2 separate regions of the Homo sapiens genome follow, and region 2 is linked to region 1. The links are chromatin loops, found by intact Hi-C in ENCODE. Cell type or tissue: A673. All regions are shown on one strand. Each heading gives the region's core, and the rest is flanking DNA. Links, peaks and the distances in the headings are about the cores only. Region 1 overlaps LINC02066 (long intergenic non-protein coding RNA 2066). Region 2 overlaps AADACL2-AS1 (AADACL2 antisense RNA 1).

Region 1 (4,403 bases), core at 198-4,197:
TAGGCACACTGCAACCTCTGCCTCCCGGGTTCAAGCGATTCTCATGCCTCAGCCTCCAAAGTAGCTGGGATTACAGGTGTGCACCACCATGCTAATTTTTGTATTTTTAGTGGAGACAGACTTTCACCATATTGGCCTGCCTGGTCTCAAACTCCTGGCCTCAAGCGATCCGCCCACCTCGGCCTCCCAAAGTACTAGGAATACAGGCTTGAGCCACCATGCCCAGCCAATAATGGCTATATTCTACAAATGCAGTCACCGTTGAATAACTAAAATATGGAGAATTGAAAGAAGCTATAAACTTATTCATAAATGGCTTTAGATATCACCTTCTAAATCTGCTTCATTATTTGTCACATCAGGGATCTGGTCTTCAACAAGTACAGGAAAGAATCTCTTCTAGCAGTGGGAAGAAAAAGTGCAAACTTTGGACCCATTACATGGTGGAAGCTTCAGAAATCTTTGTGCTATGAATAAGGTGAGCTGTCATTCCACTAATAAGAACTCCAAGACTCTTTCAGTAATCTCATTTTTGTTTGAGGTACCAAACAACACAAAGGAATAACAGTCCTCTAGATACGGTTTGGTAGTGACAGTGAGCACAAAAAGAAATACAGAGTTTAAAAAAAAACTATAATTTGTCTCTTCATTTCCATTTTGATCAAGATCACTGCAGGTTATAAGAAGTCTCTAGAGGCTTGTGGTATGAATAGAAAGTGTGAGAACTGCTGATTTCTGTTAAAGCTGTTGGGGTCTAAGTTGAATGGGGTTGCTGAACTACCACATTACGTCACTTCTGGTTGTATCAAATTTATATTTACTAAGCACCACAAAAATTTCGTGGCAGACTACTTTCACCCACAGTCTAACACAGCAACATGAAAACTGAGAAAAAGATCCATGAACATGTGTAAGAAAATATAAACTGCTTGCTTTTTTACAAATCATTTCTGTCCCCAAACAAGAAAGATTATACAACAAAATAGCTTTTTCTGCTATGATAAAAGCTTTTCCCTCCCCCGCTCTTTTCTTCTCTCCTCTCTCTCTATTTAAAAAAAAAAAAATCTGATTTTATAAAAAACAGATCTGGAATTTGGGTGTCATGAGAAGAAAGAAGACAATAGATACCATAAATTTAAGGGCACTTGAAAAAATGTCTGGTTATAAACAAGTGAAGAATTCTGCTAGGAATCAAGTTGGGCAATTTAGTTCTTTCTTCTGTAAGGCACAAAGAATGTTAGAATTACAAAGGCAATAAATCATCCTTGGAAACTGAACCACAGTAGAATTCCTCCGTAAGTGTACACACAGTAAGCTCCCTTATAGACAGATTTTTTTTTTAACGTTAAAACTGCTGAAGGTCTTTTGTTAGTTAGTTTGTCAGATGGTTGGTGGGTGATTAAGTGAGTTATATGCTAAATAATGATCTTGAGTCACAACAAACTTTGACAGGCTTTCCCAGTAATCAATAATCAAATATTAAAATGCTTCAACAAACATTTATGCATTGTATACATGAAATACATTGCTACTAATTTTGTAAATAGTGAATTATCTTCTAGAGTGATTAGAATAAGAAAAGATGTATCTTATATTTACCTTCATTTTTACCATTTTCAACATTTCTTTCTGTGTGTAGATCCAGGTTTCTGTCTGATGTATTTCTTTTGCCTAAAGAACTTCCTTTAAGTTCTCTTATAGTGAAAGTTGGCTGATAATAAATTCTCTTTGTTTTTCTTACGTGTAAAGTCCTCATTCTTTATTTTTTCAGTAGTATATTAACTGGGCATTGATTTCTGGAGATGACCACATCTGGCTAATTTTTTTCAATTTTTTGTAGAGACTGGATCTTGCTATATTGCCTAGACTGATCTCAAACTCCTGGGGCTTAAGCAATCCTCCCACCTCAGCCTCTCACAGTGCTGCGATTAAGGGTGTGAGCCGTGGTGCTTGGTTGTGGCTTGGATAGCTTCTAATAAGAAGTCTGTTGCAATTCTTATTTTTGTTTCTCCATGTGTATGTCTTTTTACTTCTGGCTGCTTCAAGATTTTATCTTTATCTTTGGTTTTCAACAGTTTGAATACAATGTCACTAGGCCCTTCCTTCCTTCCTTCCTTCCTTCCTTCCTTCCTTCCTTCCTTTCCTTCCTCCCTTCCTCCCTCCTCCCTTCCTTCTTTCCTTCCTTCCTTTCTTCTTTCCTTCGTAATATTTATTCTTCTGAATGCTCTGAGCTTCTTGGATCTGTTATTTGAAGTCTTTTGTGACTTGGGGGAAACACTCAGCCATTATCTTTTCAAATATTTATTTGTTCTCTCCATTCTCTCTCTTTTCTCCTTCTGGGATTCCAGTTGCTCATATATTAGACCATATGACATTGCCCCACAGTTTTTGAATTCTCTGGCAGTTTTTTTTTTCTTTACTTTTTGTTTGAATCATTTCTTTTGATTGATCTTTACTTTTGTTACTACATATTTTTTGTTTCTGGCCATTTCTATATCATTCTCTCTTACAGTTTCCATTTCTCTGACAAAAATCCCTATATTTTCTTGAATGTTATCCACCTTTTACACTAGAATCTTTAACTATATTTTTATAGTTTGTTTGTTTTTAAATTCTCTACCTGAAGGCTCTAATGTCTTGGGCACATGTGAGTCTGGTTCTCTTGATTGCATTGTTTTTTGACAGAAAGTTGCTTTGTCTTGCATTTTTGTATGTCTCATAATTTTTGGTTGAATACTGAGGTATATAGTATTTATATCCAGAATTAGGCACACTCCTTTTATACTACACATTTAATGCAAGGAATTGACTCAGATAATGGGGTTTGGGTTGTGTTAGTGCTATATTTACCCCTAGCACACCACTGGCCTCAGATTTCTCTAGCATTATCTTGTGCTTTGGGTAGGGATTGGGTTTTCGGAGAATGTTTTTAATGTTCTTTTCAACCCTTGACTTTAGTCTTTTTCTGTGAGTCTAAACCTCAGAGAAGGTTTCCCTTCATCTTCTTTACTCTTTCCCATTGATAGACTGACACAACTTATTCAGTGCTAGCTAGCGTGGTAGTAGTAGGTGGAAACATTCTGTTTCTTTCTTTATCCTCAGTCTTGGTCAAGACCTGTCTTTTTGTGTCTCACAGGTATGTCTTCCTCAATGATTCTGCCTCTTGACCAGCAGTAGTAAACTGCTAATGGTCTTGGCTAAAAGCAATTTTCTGTCCTTCCCTCAAAGATAGAAGATCTTTTTTTCTATTTCTTCTCCTAGCTCCAATGGGTCTTCACCTACATCTGAGACAGTATTTGTTGTCCTGCCCCTAGTGGCTTAAAGTGTTTGTTTCACAGAAAAGATAGGAAGAAGGATGCAGGCAGGGCTTTCTTTATCTCCCATTGCTGTTACTCTACTCAGTATCGCATTGCAAAGGAGTTCTCTTTGGTCTACTGCCTTGATCTCAGTCATTCTCATGAGCAATCAATGAGGTCCATAGAGAAGAGCCTGCCAGTGAGTACAAACTGCCTTTCTATTTGCTATTCTTAGGTATTCTATGTTAGAAGTCAGTAAACTATGGCTTGTTAGACCAATCATCTGTTTTTGCAAATAAATTTTCAGTGAAAACTTATGACAGCTACACCTAGTTATTTGCATAATGGCTATAGCTGCTTTTGTATTGTAACCACAGAGTTGAGTACTTGCCATAAGATACCCCATAGCCCACAAAGCCTAAAATATTTACTATTACTATCTGGCCTTTCAGGAATAAGTTTGCCAATCCTTGTCTTACACTTACCCTACAGTTAGGCTCTAGGAATTTATTAAAAATTTAGGTAATTTCTTTCATTTTTTTAATTTAGAAACAAATTTTATTGAAGATATGAAATACAATTCCTAAGATGTCAACTTTTCCAGAAAATTATGGCTACACAGTAATGCATTGCCTCTATCATGTTAGAATGTTCATTAGACTCAAATACAAAAACTGTGAAACAAACCACCATCCTTAAAAATTTGAGCAAAGATAGAATACCTTAGGGACAACATAGATGGACTTGCAGAGGATGGGCTATTTTACTTCAAAGCAACATTAAAAGAAACAAAGAGCACAAATGCTTGGGTTTTCAGGCATACGCATTGCCCACTTGTCTGGTGGTCTCCTTGTTTTCCCATGCTTTACCCCAGGTGAGCTCACTTACTCATCTCTTAATGAAGCCACCTGTCTCTTCTTAGTTTTCAGGTAGTTTGTTGCCCTTATTAACTCAACTCTCTGATGCATTCAAGAAAAGTTACTATATCTATAGTTCTCAGAGGTCAGGAAAAAAAAAGAAAGAGTTACGATTCTGTATAGTTGCTGGCATTTGTGGATTTTTTTTTTATTGGTGTTGGTTTAGGAGTGATGCTTTTTCCAATTTTCA
Region 2 (4,403 bases), core at 324-4,323, 190 kb before region 1:
TGTCATAGGGGAAATACAGCGTGAAAATGAGATAGAAGTTTCAAATAAAAGGAAGTTAACGGCTACATGCTCTATGATTCATTTTTATGAAATCCGGAAAAAGGTAAATTTACAGAAAAAATGGATCAGTAGTTTCTGTGGGGCTGAGGGCAAAAAAAGGGTTTGACTACAAGGGAGAAATAGGAGAAAACGTTTTCAAGCTATGAAGCTTTTCTGTGCCTCAGTTATGGTGAAATTTACATGATGGTATACATTCTTCAAGACACACAGGATTGTATACCAAATATGGTGAACTTTATAGTATATAAACATGTAAGTGAATGCAAAAAGAAATTAGGATCAAAATTAGAATGACTTTTAAAAAAACAGCAAATGATGAAGACAGGGAAAGAACATCCAACATAGATAGAATGATATTTTACATGAAAGAAAAACCAAAGCAAGGGAATGGAACAATTATTAAAAACTATATTTCAAGATATTCCTGAAATCTTAAAAAAATTAAGATTTGAAACTGCGTATTAATGAGGTAAACAACATAACTGGGAAAAAATTTAAAGCATAGTAGCCAATACTGACATATTCTATTAATAGTAAGATTATTAGACTTAAAAAATCCCTTGCACAGGCCAGGCTCAGTGGCTCACACCTGTAATCCCAACACTTTCGGGGGCTGAAGCCAATGAATCACGAGGTCAGGAGTTGGAGACCAACCGGGCCAACATGGTGAAGCCCTGTCTCTACTAAAAATATAAAAATTAGCCAAGTGTGGTGGCACACGCCTGTAATCCCAGCTACTTAGAAGGCTGAGACAGGAGAATCATTTGAACCCGGGAGGCGGAGGTTGCAGTGAGCCGAGATCGTGCCACTGCGCTCCACCCTAGGACAGAGCGAGACTCTGTCTTTAAAAAAAAAAAAAAATCCCTTGCACATAAAAAAAAAAACCGAATAACTTATATAATAGAAGAAAGAAAAATCTGATTGTCTTCAGATATTATATAGCAATTTTTAGACCAAAAGGAAATTTTATATATAAATACATCTCGACACATTGATATAAATAAATAATTGAATAAATAAACAAATGAAAGAGAAGAGACAAGTCTTCCTTACGGAAGAATTCCTAATAATTTATGTAGCTCTTACCCTATAGGAGATAAAGTTCAATTTTCCCTGCTCCTTGAGTGTGGGCTGAACTTAATGAGTTGCTTCTAAGGAATACGGAAAGATGGAGGAAAAAGTAATTTTATAGTAGAGACTCCTGGGAAAAACTGCCTTGGCCAAATGAATAAGGTTAATATCATCAGCTATGAGTCATGGTGATAGCATTGTTTTCCCTGATGTGATATGAAAAGGTCATTGCTCCTGTGGGGTCTTCCGTTCAAACCCATGATCCAGACTGATTATGAGAAAACATAAGACAAATACAAATTGAGGGACATTTCACAAAATACCTGATGAGTACTCCTCAAAACTATGAAGTCATGAAAAATAAGCAAACACTGAGAAATTGTCATAGACCAGAGAAGTCTAAACAGATGTGACAAATAGAAACAATGGGTCATCCTAGATTAAATTCTAGAATTGAACAAGGCCATGACTGGAAAAAATATTGAAATTTTTGAAAAAGTCTGGAGTTTAGTTAACAGTAATATACTAATGTTGGTTTCTTATTTTTGGCAAATGTATTATGGTTATGCAATATGTTAACAATAGGGGAAATGGGTGAAAGTAATACAGAAATTCTCTATACCATCTGTGCAATTTTTCTGAAAATCTAAATATTATTTCAAAATAAAAAGTTTATTTTTACAAAATGGGGAGCAAATGGAGAGAACGCATGCAAAACATTTTAAACTGTTTTCAATACTCACACTGCTGGATGTATTGGTATGTAATTCTAAAAATGTCTTCTGTGTAATGTGTGATAAAGCAGGTGAAAAAACAATACAATTCTGTTGTCTCCAGTGTATATGAGAAGCAGGAATCTTAGTGTGAAGAAAAGAAGATATAGATATAAGATAAAAAGGTTGATAAACTCATTTGAATTGGAAATAGTATGAATTCAAGAGATATGAGTGATAATAGTCATCACTTCCTATTTACAATTTCAACAGGAAATTGTTTTGTGATTCATTATTTATGATAACCCTTTCCATTGTGCTTGGTCATTTCACCTTCATCATGTTAAGGAATCTATTCATGTTTCCTCAGATTTACATACATTAGGACCAGCTATTAATTTTATCATGCCTTTTCCTTAATTGGTTCATTCATATGGTTCTTCTCCATTAATTCCTTTTCTTTTTTTTTTTTTGTTTGTGCTCTGCTAAATCTATAAATTTTTTGATGTAATAAACTATATTGATATATATTCTGGTACTGAGTCACTATGGCATGCCTGCCTGCTCAAATTGTATTTTCTTTTGATACATTGCTGGATTGCTTCCTAAAAAGAATTGGAATGTTTTTATTGTTTTTCTGTCACTTGGAATAATTTCAATTACAGTAGAATTAATCAGTTTTAAATAACTCATGCTATTGTGATAAAACTCATATTACTATGAATCCATCTGTTGCTGATGCCTTCTCCAGTGATTATTACTAATTAATTTTCCAATTTTTCTCAGCTTTATAAATTAAGGGAAGGTCGTTTTTTTTTTTTGCAGCTATGGTGATTTTTTTTCCAGTAATTACTTGTTTTTTTTTTTTAACTTTTATTTTAGGTTCAAGGGTACATGTGCAGGTTTGTTACATAGCTAAACTCATGTCACAAGGGTCTGTTGTACAGATTATTTCATCAGTCAGGTACTAAGCCTAGTACTCAATTGTTATTTTTCTGCTTCTCTCTCTACTTCCACCCTCCACCCTTAAGTAGGCTCCAGTGTCTGTTATTTCCTTCTTTGTGTCCATGAGTTCTCATCATTTAGCTCTCACTTATAAGTGAGTACACACAGCATTTGGTTTTCTGTTTCTGCATTAATTAGCTGAGTATAATGGCCTCCAGCTCTATCCATGTTCCCACAAAAGACATGATCTCATTCTTTTTTATGGCTGCATAGTATTCCATGGTATATATGTACCACATTTTCTGTATCCATTCTGTCACTGGTGGACATTTAGGTTGATTCCATGACTTTGCTATTGTGAATAGTGCTGCAATGAACATTCACATGCATATGTCTTTATGGTAGAATGGTTTATATTCCTCTGGGTGTATACCCAGTTATGGGATTGCTGGGTCAAATAATAGTTCTGTTTTTAGCTCGTTAAGGAATCTCCACACTGATTTCCACAATGGTTGAACTAATGTATACTCCCAACAATGTAGAAGCATTCCCTTTTTTCTGCAACCTCACCAGCATCTGTTATTTTTTTTTTTTTGACTTCTTAATAATAGCCATTCTTACTGGCATGAGATGATATTTCATTGTGGTTTTGATTTGCATTTCTCTAATGATCAGTGATATTAAGCTTTTTTTATATGCTTTTTGGCCACATGTATGTCTTCTTTTGAAAAGTGGTATCTGTTCATATCCTTTGCCCACTTTTTAATGGGGTTATTTGTTTTCCTCTTGTAAATTTAAGTTTCTTATAGATGCTGGATATTAGACCTTTGTCAGATGCATAGTTTGCAAATATTTTCTCTCATTCTGTAGATTGTCTGTTTACTCTGTTGATAGTTTCTTTTGCTGTGCAGAAACTCTTAAGTTTAATTAGATGCCATTTGTCAATTTTTGCTTTTGTCACGTTTGCTGTTGGCATCTTCATCGTGAAATTTTTGCCTGTTCCTATGTCCAGAATGGTATTGACTAGGTTGTCTTCAAGGGTTTTTATAGTTTTGGGTTTAACATTTAAGTCTTTAATCAATCTTGACCTGATGTTTATATATGGTGTAAGAAAGGGGTTCAGTTTCAATCTTCTGGATATGGTTAGCCAGTTATTTCAGCACCATTTTATTAAATAGGGAGTCATTTCCCCATTGCTTGTTTCTGTCAGCTTTGTTGAAGATCAGTTGGTCACAAGTGTGAAACCTTATTTCTGGGCTCTCTATTCTGTTTCATTGGTCTGTGTGTCTGTTTTTGTACCAGTACCATGCCGTTTGAGCCATCTGTGACAAACCCACACTCAACACCATACTGAAAGGGCAAAAGCTGGAAGCATTCCCCTTGAAAACTGGCAGAAGAAAAGGATGCCCTCTCTCACTACCTATTCAGCAGAGTATTGGAAGTCCTGGCCAGAGCAATCAGGCAAGAGAAAGAAATAAAGGGCATACAAATAGGAAGAGAGGAAGTCAAATTATTCCTGTTTGCAGATGACATAATTCTATATCTAGAAAACCCCATAATCTTGGCCCAAAGCTCCTTCAGTTGATAAACAACTTCAGCAAAGTTATAGGATAC

What was found. Hi-C counts contacts between places; a loop is a spot of excess contacts. Peaks named below come from ENCODE experiments on the same cell type or tissue, not always from the same donor. Only the 100,000 strongest peaks of a DNase experiment are listed, where the experiment ranks them.
Region 2: it touches region 1 in a loop (8-fold over the local background); 1 of 110 quality-filtered maps calls a loop at or near these places.

The regions. Positions count from the first base shown.
Region 1 is chr3:151,577,614-151,582,016 of GRCh38, reverse strand. The region is part of intron 1 of LINC02066 (long intergenic non-protein coding RNA 2066); the gene reads right to left. It also overlaps a transcript of IGSF10 not described here. Among named protein-coding and RNA genes, the nearest start is that of MIR5186, 14 kb to the right of the region's middle. RefSeq lists a silencer at 1,839-2,039. In A673, for the core only: no CTCF peak of the experiment used is centred there; DNase peaks (open chromatin) are centred at 746, 1,256, 2,076 and 2,236; H3K4me3 peaks cover 424 bases; H3K27ac peaks cover 3,542 bases.
Region 2 is chr3:151,763,598-151,768,000 of GRCh38, reverse strand. The region is part of intron 2 of AADACL2-AS1 (AADACL2 antisense RNA 1); the gene reads left to right. Among named protein-coding and RNA genes, the nearest start is that of AADACL2, 32 kb to the right of the region's middle. In A673, for the core only: no CTCF peak of the experiment used is centred there; a DNase peak (open chromatin) is centred at 2,150; H3K27ac peaks cover 1,541 bases.